Regions from separate parts of the Homo sapiens genome. Here region 2 is linked to region 1. A link is a loop called in an ENCODE intact Hi-C map of the cell type or tissue named here. Cell type or tissue: OCI-LY7. All regions are shown on one strand.

Region 1 (8,000 bases):
CAGAGCTGTTAAAAAATAAAGCATAATTTCATGTTACACAATACACATTCTCTGAAAAAATGTGACAATGTTATTTTTGAATTCGTTTTGTATAATTTTATGGAGTTGGGGAAGTTGTTGGTATCGCTTCACATAAGAGTCTGCAGGAAGAGCAGATAAAAATCCAAAACTCAGGGGAGCCTTAATTAGTCTTTAACTGAACTTAATTCTCTTTGGAGGGTACAGTCCCCCAGGTGACAGACACTTAACCACCATGACTTTAATGTGCCCTTAGCAACACACACACACGCGCGCGCGTGCACACGCGCACACACACACTTTTCCTGAGGTTGATCGGCATGTGCAGGTCAGGGGAAGGCACACAGGGCCCTCAGGGTGGTGACATCCATCAAAGCTGGCACTGCGGGGGTGTCCATCTTCCTGTGGATCCAGGTCACTGTGGAGCTTCACATCTTGCAGGGTCAGGCCATCCTTTACCAGTATCCATGCAGTCATCCTCCACTAGGTGAGCTAACGGACTGCTCCTGCACTCCTTTGGGCTATAGGGAGGATCTAGAAGCAATGAGAAGCTCCAGCTGATTGGCCACAGATGAAAGGGTTTTGCTGCTTTCTGGAGCTCCACCTAAGAAAAGTTGCTCAGGACCCCTTAAATCTCAGGACCCCTCAAATCTCAGGACCCCTCGAATCCTTACACCTCTGTGGGATTCTCTTCTTCCCACTGGGGCATGCTTAGGAGAAGCATGGCAGAGTTTCTCACTATCTTCTTGTTCCCTTCTATTTGCTGGAACAGGAAGCCACCAAAGAAACTTCCAAATCTAGTGGGTTTGTCCAGAATTGCCTCAGATTTCAGTACTGTGCTCGGTATCCTGCTGTGCCACCCTTCCAGGGACCATGATGTGGAGTGCCCTGCATGCAGAATGAGGCTACAGGGAAATGTGGAAAGGGATGGGGAAGCTTGGTTAGAGCTTCCCAAGACTCACCCTATCATGAGTCAGTTGTGTGCACCTGCTCGTCTGTGCCTCCTCTTACACTACACAACAGATTAATTTGACCTCAGCAGCTTACAGAGCAAAGGTCCATGAAGAATAAACTATTTATCCATTGATCTCTGGCATAAAGATTTCCATGAAAGGCCAGACGCAGTGGCTTATGCCTCTAATCCCAGCACTTTGGGAGGCTGAGGCCAGCAGATCACTTGAGGTCAGGAGTTCAAGACCAGCCTGGCCAACATGATGAAACCCTGTCTCTACTAAAAATACAAAAATTAGCAGGGCATGGTGGCAGGTGCCTGTAATCCCATCTGCACAGGAGGCTGAGGCACAAGAATCACTTGAACCCAGGAGACAGAGGTTGCAGTGAGCTGAGATCCTGCCACTGCACTCCAGCCTGGGTGAGAGTGCAGAATCAGTCTCAAAAAAATAAAAATAAAAAACAAAAACAAACCAAAACAAAAAATAAATAATAAAGATCTGCATGAAAGACAAACTTCAGAAATACTGAGCACAGGACATTCAGTATAAAAGAGTTTGATAAATATAAATATATCCTAGATTGCACCCTAAATACTATTTCAGTTACAAAAAAATACCAAAAAAAGTTAATTCTCTGTTTTGGCAATGCTGAAAATTTGAAGTTGGTTATGTCACATTTACTTTAAAAAAATACAGTTGTATTAAATAAAAATATTTGTTGTTATAAATATTTTTAAATTTGAAAATAGGAAGTGGAGATGCTTAGGAATCACACGAGACATAAATAGAGCAGCCCAGATTCAGCAGCTCATCCAAACTCTCTGTCTGCCTTCTGCTTGCTGTCACTCCCTTTCACATGGTTCTGCCCTTTCATCCTCTCTTGAGTTTTCCTCCTAACCTTTTTCCTTAAGCTTTGTCAGCCAGATTTCATTCAAAGTAGAATGATAAACTCCTGGAGCTTATGACAAGGGAATAGGAGAGCCCAGTAACTCCTATGCACTGACAGAGTTGAGAAGTCCAAAGTCATTCATTTATTTGCATGTTTATAGCAGCACAATTTGCAGTTTGCAAAAATATGGAACCGCCCAAATGCCCATCAATCAACGAGTGAATAAAGAAAATATGGTGTGTGTGTGTGTGTATATATATATATATATATATATATATATATATATATATACACACACACCATGGGATACTACTCAGACATAAACAAGAATGAAATATTGGCATTTGCAGCAATCTGGATGGGGGTGGAGACCATTATTCTAAGTGAAGTAACTCAGGAATGGAAAACCAAACATCGTATGAGCTAACCTATGAGGACACAAAGGCATAAGAATGATACAATCGACTTTGAAGACATAGGGGAAAGGGTGGGAAGGGGGTGAGGGATAAAAGACTACAAATTGGGTACAGTGTACACTGCTCGGGTGATGGATGCACAAAAATCTCAGAAATCACCACTAAAGAGCTTATCCATGTAACCAGACACCACTTGCTCCCCAAAAACCCATTGAAATTAAAAAAAAATGTGTGTTTGAAGAGCTACTTGAAGAAGAATCCTAGCAATCTTGTTGCTTCATATGGAGGATTTGATAGAGGATACGCTGCCAATTGTTTGTGTTATAAGCAGCTAATTACCATATTTCAGAATTTCCCTCATTCTTGGTCAAGAATGATTTCTAAAGACTTTAAAAGAGTGTTTAAGATGGACAAGAAGGACCCATTAACTTGCCCCAATTTTTAGTCTTAAGTTTAAAGTAATAAAAGTTTACATATTGGGGCTGAAATTAGTTGCACGTCTTTAGTTAATGCATAGAGCCTTAAAATAGTTCTTGACATAAGTCTTTCCACTCCCTGTAATCTGTTCTGAGGGGAGGCAGGGCAGCTCGAATCTTAGGGGATCAAATTGCTACTGCCACTACAGTCACCAGCATTCCCACAGAATTCCAAAAGCTCTGGCAGTTAGGTTTCATTAAGTCTAGTAATGACTGCAACACTGATGTAACTTTGAGAAAGAGAGGTCTTCACTTGGAGTAAGCCTAGGACCACACATCTGCACTGTGTGGTAATGCTAATCAAGGAGAAGCGAAGCCTTTTCTTGTTCTTTGTTGCTAGTCTTAACGGGGTGACATTTCATCTTGCATCTTGTCCCCAAATGGAGATTATCATCGCCTCTTGTCTACTCTGCATTTCAGGATATGAGTTAATTTATCATACCAGTCTTTCCATGTAAATATGCATTTTTCAAACATATATCCAGTCCTTTATTTAACCCCATCATGCAGATGCTATTTTTATTAGCAATGGCAACTGACAGGTGATAGAGCTTTGCCCAGGTGGTGTTTCTTGCAGCTGCTGCTGAAGCAGGAACCTGGGCCATACAGAGATCTTGTCACTGTCAGCTGCTGCTTTCAGTAGCAGCTGAAGCAAGCACAGGACTGAAATCTGGGTGCACACCAATTAGCAAGCTCTAGAAACTACCGAGGCAGCTAGTTAGGGCTGCGAAGGCTTAGCTGCAGGATACCTGCTGCATGTCAACCCTCATTTGTGGAAAGAATTCTTTTAACCTTAAAAAGTCATTGTATGTGCAGTGAGGCATGGTAACGATCTAACAGGTAGGGACAAGGTATGATTAGAGAGGCAGAGAGGTGCTCTAGGCATCTCATAGCATGCCTTGCAATTTCCACAGAGCAGAGTTTGGCTCTCGATTTCCAGTTCCTGTGGGACACACAGTAAGACTTGCAGGTGCCTGTTAGCTGGGCGTGGTGGCACATGCCTGTAGTCCCAGCTACTCGGGAGGCTGAGGCAGAAGTATTGCTTGAACCTGGGAGACGGAGGTTGCAGTGAGCCGAGATCATGCCACTTCACTCCAGCCTGGGGGACAGAGCGAGATTCTGTCTCAAAAAAAAAAAAAAAAAAAAAAAAAAAGACTTGCAGGTGCCTGATGACAAGAGAGCTGGACCCTTCATCACTGCCACCACCACCTTCCTGATCGACTTGGATGGTTACAAAATGCTGGCAGAATCAGCATAAGGGAGCTGTACTTCCTTCTCATTTCAGGAACAGATGAATGCCAGCCATCTAGGCCTACTGTGTGGTTCAGGGCTTACTTAGGTTACTGAGAGGTAGGAAGTGGACTGACTGGGCTAACAGGGACTGAGGGAGAGGCATGAGGTTTCTTCATAACATCTCATGGTAGCTGATCTCTGAGATGACCTCCAAACATCCACACCACCTGGGCTGAATGCCCTTGTGTAATCCACTCCCTGTGAGTGTGGGTTGGGCCTCAATACTTGCTTCTAACACATTGTATTAGTCTGATTTCATGCTGCTATAAAGAAATACCCGAGACTGGGTAATTTGTAGAGGGAAGAGATTTAATTGACTCACAGTTCCACATGGTTGGGGAGGCATCAGGAAACTTACAGTCTTGGCCAAGGGCAAACAGGAAGCATGCACCTTCTTCACAAGGTGGCAGGAGAGAGAAAAACGAAGGAGGAACTTCCAAACACTTATAAAACTAACAGATCTCGTGAGAATTCACTCACTATCATGAGAACAGCATGGGGAAACCACCCCCATGATCCGATCACCTCCCTCCCTTGACACATGAAGATTAGAGGTCCCTCCCTGGATAAGTGGGGATTACAATTCGAGATGAGATTTGGGAGGGGGCACAGAGCCAAACCATATCACACATAGAATATGAAAAAAGTGATAGGATGTCATTTTCACGATTAGGGTACAAAACATCTTTGACATCTGTCTCGGATACCCTGGCTTGGTCTTTTCCTTGGTCATTCTGAGCTGCCATGACCATGCCATGTTTTGAGCTGGTCCATGGAGAGGGCCGCAGGGAAAGGAGCTGAGGGAGGCCTCCAGACAACAGCCAGTGAGGAACTGAGGCCCCCAGCACAACAGGCTGTATGGAAGCAAATTTTGCTAACAATCAGCTGTGTGAGCTTGAAAGCAAGTCCTCTTCCTTCAGTGGAGCCTTCGGATGAGACCACAACCATGGCCAACAGCAGGATAGTAATCTCATGGAGATCTTGACTCAGAGGCTCTCAGCTAGGCTGTACCAGGAATTCTGACCCATGCAAACTGTGAGATACTACATGTGTATCACTTTAAACACTAATATTTAAAGTAATTTGTTGTATAGCAAGGGATAGCTAATACACACCCTGGGGGCAGAAAGCCGTGATCAGGAATACAGGGTATTTCAATTGTGTGATACAAGGTTTCTCTAGAATCTTTTCATCTCACAGATATTTTCATTTTGCAGCAGAAAAGACTAAAATATTGTCCCAGTCAATAATTCTAAAGGTTTACTCCATTAAAAGCTTTCTGTGAGGGTTAACAAAATACCAAAATTAGCTGCTTTCCTTTTTTTTTTTTTTTTTTTTTTTTTGTTCAAGATGGAGTCTCACTCTGTTGCCCAGGCAGGAGTGTAGTGGCACCATCTCAGCTCACTGCAAACTCCACCTCCCAGGTTCAAGCAATTCTCATACTTCAGCCTCCTGAGTAGCTGGGATTACAGGTGCCTGCCACCACACCCGGCTAATTTTTGTATTTTTAGTAGAGACGGGGGTCTCACCATGTTGGTCAGACTGGTCTCGAACTCCTGACCTCAAGTGATCTGCCTGCCTCGGCCTCCCAAAGTGCTGGGATTACAGGTGTGAGCCACCGCACCCGGGCTGCTTTCCATTTTTGTTGTTATGTGTAAATTTCTCCATTCATCTTTCAGCAAAAGTATAGATGAGCAGTGAACTAGACTCACAGCAACTAGCTTGAGGGAAGGGAAGTGAGGAATCACAAACTGGGCGATCCAAGAAGCTGGTACCTCTGATTCAGTGATGGTGGATGGCACCTGGATGGCATCAGAGAAGGTAAAGCTGAACTACAAGACAGGAACAGGTGTGTGTGTGTGTGTGCGCGTGCACACGTGCATTTTTGGGATATTTGTCTAATTTAGGTAATATTTCAGTCTTTTGGAAAATGTAGAAATTTGTTTCAAGTTCAAATTAGAGGAGTCAAGTCTTCAAAAAATGAAAGAACCTTAAAAATCAATTGGTCCAGGGATTTTCAAAATATATTTTACCCACAGAAGCTTTTTACAGAAACAAAACTGTAAGTAGAATTCCAATAAGCAAAACATAAAATCTTGTATTTTATTAGCATAAATGTATTTTATACCTTCAAATTCATAACATTTACTCATAAAGCAATTAATTGAGAACAGTAATATGAATACATCATTTAGAGATTGGGACTTAACAGACGTCAGATACAGTCTTATGGCCCCTTCAGTGTGGTTGTACAGTATAGAAATGATTGTGATTCATCAAGACAAGTAGTTCCAAATAGTAAAAGTTTTAAAAATAGCATATCTTGCAATCTAGGATATCTGTCAATTAAACGAATTCAGAAACTTGATACAGAAATAGGCAAATTATATCTAACAATATCAAATAAACATCATTATTTCTTAATACTTGTTAAATCTGAAGTAAAATACTTGTTTTAATCATTGCTGGGCAAAAGATAATTTTCAAATATACCTTTTGACAAAAAATATTTTACAAACATTAATTTTTCAAAAATCAGATAGAGTTATATACAGTTCTTTGTCAGATAATAATCTGAATAGTCTAATTTGCTTTGTTTTGCATGTTGTGTCCCAACTTTAGCTTTCATATTCACTGCTGACACTTTAGCTGTAATTTTAGACCTGGTGACATAGGGGCCTTACATTGCCAAATTTAGTTCTTTAAAAATATCACTAAGATATGCAAAGGAATGCAATCATGCTATATTTGAGAGTTTTAGCTAAAGATGCTTCTACTACACAATAGTAATTTTCTGTCTCATTTGAAGTAGTCACACTGATGCCTTGCTGCTGTATCACCAGTGAACTTCAATATGAAAAGTAAATGCTGGAATTCACCCCATTTATCACTGTAAATAACTGAAAAGTTTCCAATGTGAAGACAATCCTTTAATAGAGTTGTCAATTTGTATGACATTATCAAACACTTAAAACACAAAGTGGCCTTCTTTGTAACAGGCAGTGCTTATTATGCAAATACACTGCCTGCACACATACTGGCAATACTTTTATGTGAATTGTTTTTCTATCACTGCTGTCACCCATTATAGAGACATTGTTACATTTTTCTAAAGTTGTTTCTGGTGTTATTGGAGTTCTAACCAGTTAAAATGTTCTCTTAATAGGTCTGTGGTGAGTGTTTTATAAAGTGATAAATATCCCTTTCTTGCCTGCAAGAATATATACAAATACAATCAGAATGGGGAAATTACCAACATCCACACACTCATCTACTTGAAATTTAAAGATTTTACTAATCTCAGTCTTTCAGCAAATTATTTAAGAACCTTGGATCTTCACTCTTAGACTCTATTTTAGACTATGTTGGTGGACAATGGTGATTACTGTGTTGTGTAAACCTCCTCTCAGTCCACTTTTTATAGGTGACTCCAATGACACAGGATTCAGGGATATTTTCTGAACATTAAGTAGTGTGAAGGGTCTGAGACTTTACCCAACTTGTAAGCTAAACATTTAGCTTGCCATAGTTTTGTGAATGCTACACAGAAGACACGAGATTCCTGGGTCAGAGACAAAGAGCTTTAGTACTCACAGCACAGCAAGTAGCATGAGCTTCATGTCCACTGTGGTTTCCTCTGCCTCCTAAGTCCCATGGGAATAACATGCAGACACCCAGAGAGATACTGGGCACACAGTGTGTTTACATCACTCCTGAGGAACCCAGAGCTCAGGGAACTTCAATATCTTATAATCAGCTATAGGCAAACAAACCTGCTCACCATTGCACTGGACAGAAAAATTATCTTTATTACACTGAAAAGCAAACAAACTTATTGCTACATTGGGAGACACAGTCTCTATTCTCCAAGGCTCTTTGCTATACAACATCTTTGAAAAGACAATCTGAGACCAAGGTTGCCTGTATAGAGACCAAGATGTGCAGAAATGTGAGA
Region 2 (8,000 bases), 110 kb after region 1:
AGTCCTAAGATTTGTAGGAAACCGCAAAAGAACCCTGAATAGCCAAAGCAATATTGAGCAAAAAGAACAAAGCTGGAGGCACATGGTGCTTGACTGGAAAATACGCTACAAAGCTACCAAATAAGCATGATATCTTTTTTTTTTTTTTGTCTTTTTGATAATATCATTCTATGCTGTAAAATCTTTGCCCAGACCAATGTCCTAATGTATTTCCCCTATATTTTCTTCTAGTAGGTTTATAGTTTGGGGGCTTACATTTAAGTCTTTAATCAATTTTGAGTAAATTTTTGTATGTAGTGAAAGATAGGGACCTAGTTTTATTCTTCTGCATATGGATATCCGGTTTTCCTACCACCATTTATTGAAGAGGCTCTCCTTTTCCCTAATCTATGTTCTTGACACCTTTGTTGAAAATTATTTGGCTGTGAATACATGGATTTATTTCTGGGTTCTCTATTCTGTTCCCTTTGTCGATGTGTCTGTTTTTATGCCAATACGATGCTGTTTTGATTACTATAGCTTGTAGTATATTTTGAAGTCATGTGGTGTGATGCCTCAAACTTTGTTCTTTTTGCTCAGTATTTCTTTGGCTATTTGAGGTCTTTTGTGGTTGCATACAAATTTTAGGATTTCTTTTTCTATTTCTGTGAAAAAGTCACTGATATATTGATAGGGATCACATTGAAAATGTAGATTGCTTTGGATGTAATGGTCATTAACATGGGATATCTTTTCATTTGTTTATGTCCTCTTCAATTTCTTTTATCGGTATTTTGTAGTTTTTAATGTAGACATCTTTCACTTTCTTGGTTAAATTTGTTCTTAGGTATTTGGCTTTTTTTCTTTTATTTTTAGCTATTATAAACGAGATTGGTTTCTTTATTTCATTTTCAGCTAGTTTGTTATTGGTATATAGAAGAAACACTACTGATTTTTGTATGTTGATTTTAGTATCCTGCAATTTCACCGGATCTGTTTACCAATTCTACAGTATTTTGCTGGAATTTTCCGTTTTCTTTTCCAGTATGACTGCTTTTTCTTTTTCTTGCATAATTGCTTTGGCTAGGATTATAAACAATACATTGAATAAGAGTCGTGAAGGAATAGGCATTCTTATATTTTTCCAGTTGTTAGAGGAAAAGTTTTCAGCTTTTGCCTATTCAGTATGATGTTAGCTGTGCATCTGTCGTTAAGGCTCGTATTACCTAATTTGTTCAGAGTTGTTATGAAGGAATACTGAATTTTATCAAAATGGTTTTCTACATTTATCGAGATGATCATATGGTTTTTGTTCTTCATTTTGTTGATGTGATGTATCACATTTATTGATTTGCATTTGTTGACCACATCCTTGCATTTCTGGAATGTGTCCCACTTGATCATGGTGTATTGTCTTTTTGATATGCTGTTGGATTTACTTTGCCAGTATTTTTTTTTTTTTTGAGGATTTTTGCATCTATGTTCATCAGGCACATTGGCCTGTAGTTTTTGTTGTTGTTGTGTCCTTGTCTGTTTCAGGTGTCAGGATAATACTGGCCTCTTAGAGTGAGTTAGGAAGAATTCTCTTCTCTTTTTTTTTTTTATTTTGTTTCGTTTCGTTTTTGTTTCGTTTTGTTTTGTTTTTTGGAATAGTTTGAAAAGAATTGGTGTTAGTTTGTCTTTATAAGTTTGGAAAAATTCAGCACTAAGGCCATCCAGTCCTGGTCTTTTCTTTGTTGGGAGACTTTTTTTTTTTTTTTTTAAATGGATTCAGTCTTGTTGCTCATTATTAGTTTGTTCAGGTCTCCCCTCCCCTCCCCTCTTTTTTCTTTTCTTTTTCTTCTTTTCTTTTTTTTGAGACAAAGTCTCACTGTTGTTGCCCAGGCTGGAGTGTAGTGGCGTGATCTCTGCTCACTGCAACTTCCATCTCCCGGATTCAAACGATTTTCCTGCCTCAATCTCCCGAGTAGCTGGGATTCCAGGCATGCAGCACCATGCCTGGCTAATTCTTTTGTACTTTTACTAGAGATGAGCTTTCACCTTGTTGGCCAGGCTGATCTCGAACTCCGGGCCTCAGGTGATCCACCCACTTCCCAAAGTGCTGGGATTACAGGTGTGAGCCACTGCACCCAGCCAGGTTTTCTATTTCTTTCTGCTTCATTGTCAGCAAGTTATGTGTGTCTAAGAATTTACTTGTTTTCCTTGGGTTTTCTAAGTTATTGGTGTATCATTGTTCATATTAGTCTCTAATGATCTTTTATATTTCTGTGGTAACTTGTAAAATGTCTTCTGATATTATTTATTTGATATTCTGATATTATTTATTTGGCTTTTCTGTTTTTCATAGTCTAGATAATTGGCAATTTTCATATTTTTAAATAAACAACTTTTTATTTAATTGATTTTTTGCATTTTTTTGGCCTCTTTTGTTCAGTTCTCTGGTCTTTATTATTTCTTTCTACTAATTTTGGGTTTGGTTTGTTCTCACTTTTCTAGCATCTTGATCTTTCTACTTTTTTGATGTGGGCATTTATTGCTATAAACATCCCTCTTAGCACTGCTTTTGATGTATCCCACAGTTTTTGGTATACTGTGTTTCCATTTTTATGTTGTTTCAGATTTTTTATTTCCTTCTTAATTTCTTCATTGACTCATTGTTCATTCAAGAGCAACTTGTTTAATTTGCATATATTTATACAATTTCCAAAGTTGTTATTGATTTTTAGTTTTATTCTATTGTGTTCTGAGATAATACCTGACTTTGATTTATAAAAATTTCTTATGACTTCGTTTATGACCAAACATACTGTAAATCCTAGAGAATGTCCCATGTGCTGATGAAAGGGTGTATATTCTGTAGCTGTTAGATGAAATTTTCTGTAAATGTCTGTTAGGTGAGTTTGATACATAGTGCAGTTTAAGTCTGATGCTTCTTTGTTGATTTTCTGCCTGGATGATCTGTCCAGTGTTTGTAGTGGGGTGTTGAAGCCCCCAACTGTTGTTCTATTGGGGTCTATCTCTCTCTTTAGCTCTAATAATATTTGCTTATATATGTGGGTGCCCTGTTCTTGGGTACATATATATTTACAATTGTTATGTCTTTTTGAATTCACTCCTTTATCATTACGTAATGACTTTCTTTGCCACTTTATGTTTTTTGACTTAAAGTCTATTTTATCTAAATTATATTTTGTCTGGTATAAGTATAGCTACTCTTGCTTACTTTTGGTTTTCATTTCTGTGGAAGATTTTTTTTTCATCCTTTCCCTTCCAGTCTCTGTGTGTCTTTATAGGTAATGTTTTTTGTAAGCAGCATATAGTTAGGTGGTGTTTTTTAATCCATCTGTCCAGTCTATATCTTTTAATTGGGAAATTTAATTCATTTACATTAAAGGGTTTTTTTTTCAATTTTAATTTTTTTATTTTTTTAGAGACAAGGTCTCGTTCTCTTACTGAAGCTAGAGTGCAGTGGCATGATCATAGCTCCCTGTAGCCTTGAACTGTTGGGTTTAAGTGACTGCCCCCCTGCTTCAGCCTCCCGGGTAGCTGGGCCTACAGGTAGATGTGTGCTACCATGTCTGGCTAAATTTTATTTTTATTTTTGTAGAGATGGGGTCTCATTGTATTGCCCAGGCTGGTCTTGAACTCCTGGGCTCAAGCAATCCTCCCATCCCAGCCTCCAAAAGTACTGGGATTACAAGCATGATCCACTATGCCTAGCCCTACATTCAAGGTTGTTATTGAGAGATGAAGGCAAACTCTTGTAACTATGTTAAGTATTTTCTGGTTGCTTTGTATATCCTTTGTTTCTTTCTTCCTCTCATTGTTTTTCTTTGTGGTTTGCTGGTTTTCTTCAGTGGTAATATTTGATTCCTTTCACTTCCTCATTTATGTTTTCGCACTACCAGTGAGTTTTATACTTTTGTGTGTTTCCATGATGGCAGATATCATTCTTTTGCTTCCAAATGTAGGGTTTCCTTAAGCATTCCTCATAGGGCCAGTCTACTGGTGATGAATTCCTCCAATTTTTGCTTGTCTGGGAAAGACTTTTATTTCTTCTTCCTTTTTGAAGGATAGCTTTGCTGGGTATAGTATTCTTGGCTGGTTTTATATATATATACATATATATACACATATATATATATATATACGTGTATATATATATATATTTTTTTTTTGGTCAGCATTTTGAATATATCATAGTGAACTCTCCTGGCCTGTAAGGTTTCTGCTGAGAAATCTGCTGTTATTTTGATGAGGATTCTGTTTTATTTTACTTGATGTTTTTCTCCTGCTGTTTTCAGACTTCTCACTTTGTCTTACTTTTGACAGTTGAACTGCAATGTGCCTTGGAGAGGACTTTCTTAGGTTGAATATATTTAAGGATCTTAGAGTTTCCTGGATCTGGATTCTTTCTCCCACAAAGGGAAGTTTCCTGCTATTACTTTATTAAAGAGGGTTTCTATGCTTTTCTCCATCTCTCCTCCATTTAGAAATCCCAAAATATGAATATATGTTTGCTTAATAGGATCCCACATGTCAGGTAGGCTTTCTTCATTCTTTTTTATTCTTTTTTTCTGAATTCTGGTTTGACTAGGATATTTCAAAAGACCTGTCTCTATGTTCAGAAATTCTTTCTTCTGCTTGATCTAGTCTCTTTTTGAGGCTCTCAATTTTTTTATTTAATTCATTTAATTATTCAGTTCCAAGACTTTTTGTGATAAATATCTCTGTTGAATTTCTCCATGAATTCTCATGAATTGTTTTTCTGATTTCGTTGAATTTTCCATGTTCCCATGTATCTCACTGAGTTTCCTTAAGATCATTATTTTAGATTCTTTTTTAGGCATTTTATGGATTTCCTTTTCTTTGTTCTGTTATTAGAGAATTACTGTGTTTCTTTGGAGGTTTTATTGTTTCCTTGCTTTTTCGTGTTTCTTGTATCTGTACGTTGATATCTGCACTGTTAGCGAAATAGTTTCTTTTTTTCAGTTTCATGGAGTATCTTTCATAGGGAACAGAGTTTTTTGTAGATGTATGCTATAGTATCATTTGGGTAGGATGCTTTGGGTTTGATTCTGGGTGAGCGTAAAAGTGTAGTCTTCGTATGATTTCTTGGACTGTAATCACTGTCAGTGGTGTCTGCAAGTGCCTCAGTGGCTTAAGCTGAAGTTGGTTTTGGAGGCGTGGTGTGGCTTTACTGAAAACAAGGACAGTGGGTGGGCTGGTTTTCAGGCCTCCAGGCTGCGTATGTGGCAGCTTACTGCTGGAGGGAGCAAAGTTGTTGGTGGAGGTAGTAGCAGGCCCCATGCAGTCAGCTTTCAGGCTCTGGGGAGACTGTGCATTGGCTCCCTTTGTTCTAGGGGAAGCCTTCCTTCTGTGCTGGACCACCTGTTCTACAGGGTGTAGGATGCTGCTTGGGTTCAGGTGTTGGGATTAGAGCTGCACTGCTGGGTCCAGCTGGTATCAAAACACTGCAGCTCTTTGGGTGGATACGGTGAGATGTTGACAGGACCCCAGGGATGTGGAGATGCTGGGGCCCCTAGGAGGATGCACTCTAGTGTGAATCCAGTCTCCAAATGGTGCCTTGCTGCAGCAGCCTGGGACTCAGGGAGTAGGGGCTACCCAGCATGAATGGTCTTTCTAGAGTAAAACAACTGCATGGATGCCAGGTACCTCCCTTTATGGGGCTCAAGGCCTATGATGGCTCTGGCTAAGATTGTAGGCATCTGTGGTGTGAATGTGGTCTGCTGTGGACCTTTAGCTTACTTTTTCCTATAACAGGGAGTCCCCCTTGGCTCTGAGTCAGTCCTGGCTGGCTGCTTTTCTTTCCTCTGTGCTGCCATCCTGAGCTTCTGTCCCTCGGAGGGTCTTGTTGCTTCTTTGCTGAATTCCAGTGTTCTCCCTTGGACATTTTACTTGCTGTGTGGTTATCTATTGTTTTAGTTCTTTGTGGATGAGGTGATTGCTGGGTGTGTCTCTAGTAGGCCATCTTAATGACGTCAAGCTCCTTGATTTTTAACGTTAGTTTTACCACATATGTAAGTCTAAACTACATTGTTTAATTTTGCTTGTTTTAGGGCTTTATGAAAATGGATCTATGTAGTATGCAGTCCTTTGACTTCCCCAACGCCTCCCCAATTGCATATTGTTTCTCCAAGTCATCTGTGTGATTGTGTGGGGAGTGGTGATTTCTTGGTTTTCACTTTCTTGGTATGATAGTGAATCATGTGACTATACCACCTATGTATCTTCCCTCCATCAGGGTTATTTTCTCTTCTTTAACTGTCATAAGCAGTACTGCCCTGAGCACTGTGCATGTCCCTGAGGCACAGTGCAAGAGTTTCTGTACTGCATATAAGTAGAAGTGGAGCTGCTGCCTTGTACGTATGTCAGTATTCTGCATTACAAGATAAGCCCACATTGGTTCCAAAGTAGTGATTCTGTTTTACTTTGTCCAGCACATGATGTGTATTCCCATTGATTTTCAACCTTCCTAACACATTATCAACCTTTTTCATTTTTACCCATCTACTATAAAATGGGATCGTATTGTGGTCTCAGATTATGAATGAACTTGAGTTATTTTTATGTTTATTCACCATTTGTGCTACCTGTCCTTGCAATGACTGTGTATTTTGCCTGCTGCCTAATTGAGTTATTGGTCTTTTTGTTGTTGAATTGTAGGAGTTCTTATATATTCAACACCAGTCCTGTACGATTATATGTGCTGTTTCCAACAGTTTCTTTACAAGTATATTTAATCCTATTTTGATCTATGAAAATCAATAATTCCTACATGAGAATTCACTGTTAAGCCAGACTTTCTGTTTAACTAGAACAGTCCTTTTTTTTTTTGTACCAGCAATAGATAACCACTATTTATAAACCTTAGCATTTTCAAGTCACAAGAAAATCTTGTGTTCTCACAGCTGTGCCGAAAGGGCTATATGCATTTTGTTTTGTTTCAATGTTCAGCAGCATATTTTAAAATTAAATTTTGGAGTTGATAAAGATAAATGCAAATTTTTAAATGCTGGAATTTTATTAAAATGTTTTTTTTTTTTTGGCCAGGTAACTAGTCTTAGACAATTGCCTTCTCAGTCATTTAATGAGCTTTCCTAAACTTTATCTTTCATTATCTGTGGCTGCACTAATCATTTGCTAAAAAGAATTGGAAGATTCACTCTTTATTACTGATCTGTATTTCATGAATATTTATGTATACTCCCTGTACTTTCACCCTTTTACCAAAGTAGCTGAATAATATAAAATTTAAATTTTTTAATGGAATTATTTTATGGCTCCCATATGAATAAAAGACCCCTTATTATGTAGAATAACAATGAATATATCAAGAAGTGGGATTGTTTTAAATGAAGCACCTTAAATTTGAATCCACATGCAAGGTAGGGCCTCAGTGTAGGATGGAATAGTTTGTAGGCATCTTGTATCTGTGTGTCTACTGTGGTGATGGAGACCATCAACACCTACTGATGGAGGCCGACCGTAGGCCTTTCATCCACTCTCTCTTTCACATGTTTGCTGAGTATATATATGCATGCTAGGCACCCATCTAAGTCTTGGCTTACAAAGGGACAAAGTCCTTGTCTTCAAGGAGTTAAGTGCAGTCAGAGAAAATAAACGATAAATAAATTAAAATGTGTGTGAAGTAATGGTAAGGGCCATGGAAAAAGAGAAAACAGAAGAAAGGAATGGAGAGTGGTGCGGCAGCTATTTTATATGAGGTGGGGCAGGTTTGGCTTGGCAGAGAATTGGATGGAATCAGAGAAGGAATATGAGAGAGGCAGGGAGAGCAAGGGAGGGGACATTTGAATGGCGGCTTGAACAAAGTAACAGAACAAAGAGTCCTGCAGAGAGCTGGGGAAGAGCATTCCAATGCGAAGACCCCAAGGTGAGAATCAGAGTTTGGAAAAACTGCCCAGGGTCAAGGTCTTTTAGGCTTTGGTGCAGCTTTGGATTTGGTTCTGTTTGGGTGGGAAGCTGCACTGGGGTTTGCA

The links. Peaks named below come from ENCODE experiments on the same cell type or tissue, not always from the same donor. Only the 100,000 strongest peaks of a DNase experiment are listed, where the experiment ranks them.
Region 2: it touches region 1 in a loop (3-fold over the local background); 1 of 110 quality-filtered maps calls a loop at or near these places.

The regions. Positions count from the first base shown.
Region 1 is chr2:105,722,633-105,730,632 of GRCh38, forward strand. No RefSeq gene overlaps it. Among named protein-coding and RNA genes, the nearest start is that of NCK2, 18 kb to the right of the region's middle. In OCI-LY7, no CTCF peak of the experiment used is centred here; DNase peaks (open chromatin) are centred at 3,059, 3,379, 4,014 and 7,607; H3K4me3 peaks cover 1,744 bases; H3K27ac peaks cover 2,522 bases.
Region 2 is chr2:105,831,277-105,839,276 of GRCh38, forward strand. All of the region lies in intron 2 of NCK2 (NCK adaptor protein 2), which reads left to right. Among named protein-coding and RNA genes, the nearest start is that of NCK2, 90 kb to the left of the region's middle. RefSeq lists an enhancer at 3,892-3,941. In OCI-LY7, no CTCF peak of the experiment used is centred here; DNase peaks (open chromatin) are centred at 3,825 and 5,415; H3K4me3 peaks cover 363 bases; H3K27ac peaks cover 1,967 bases.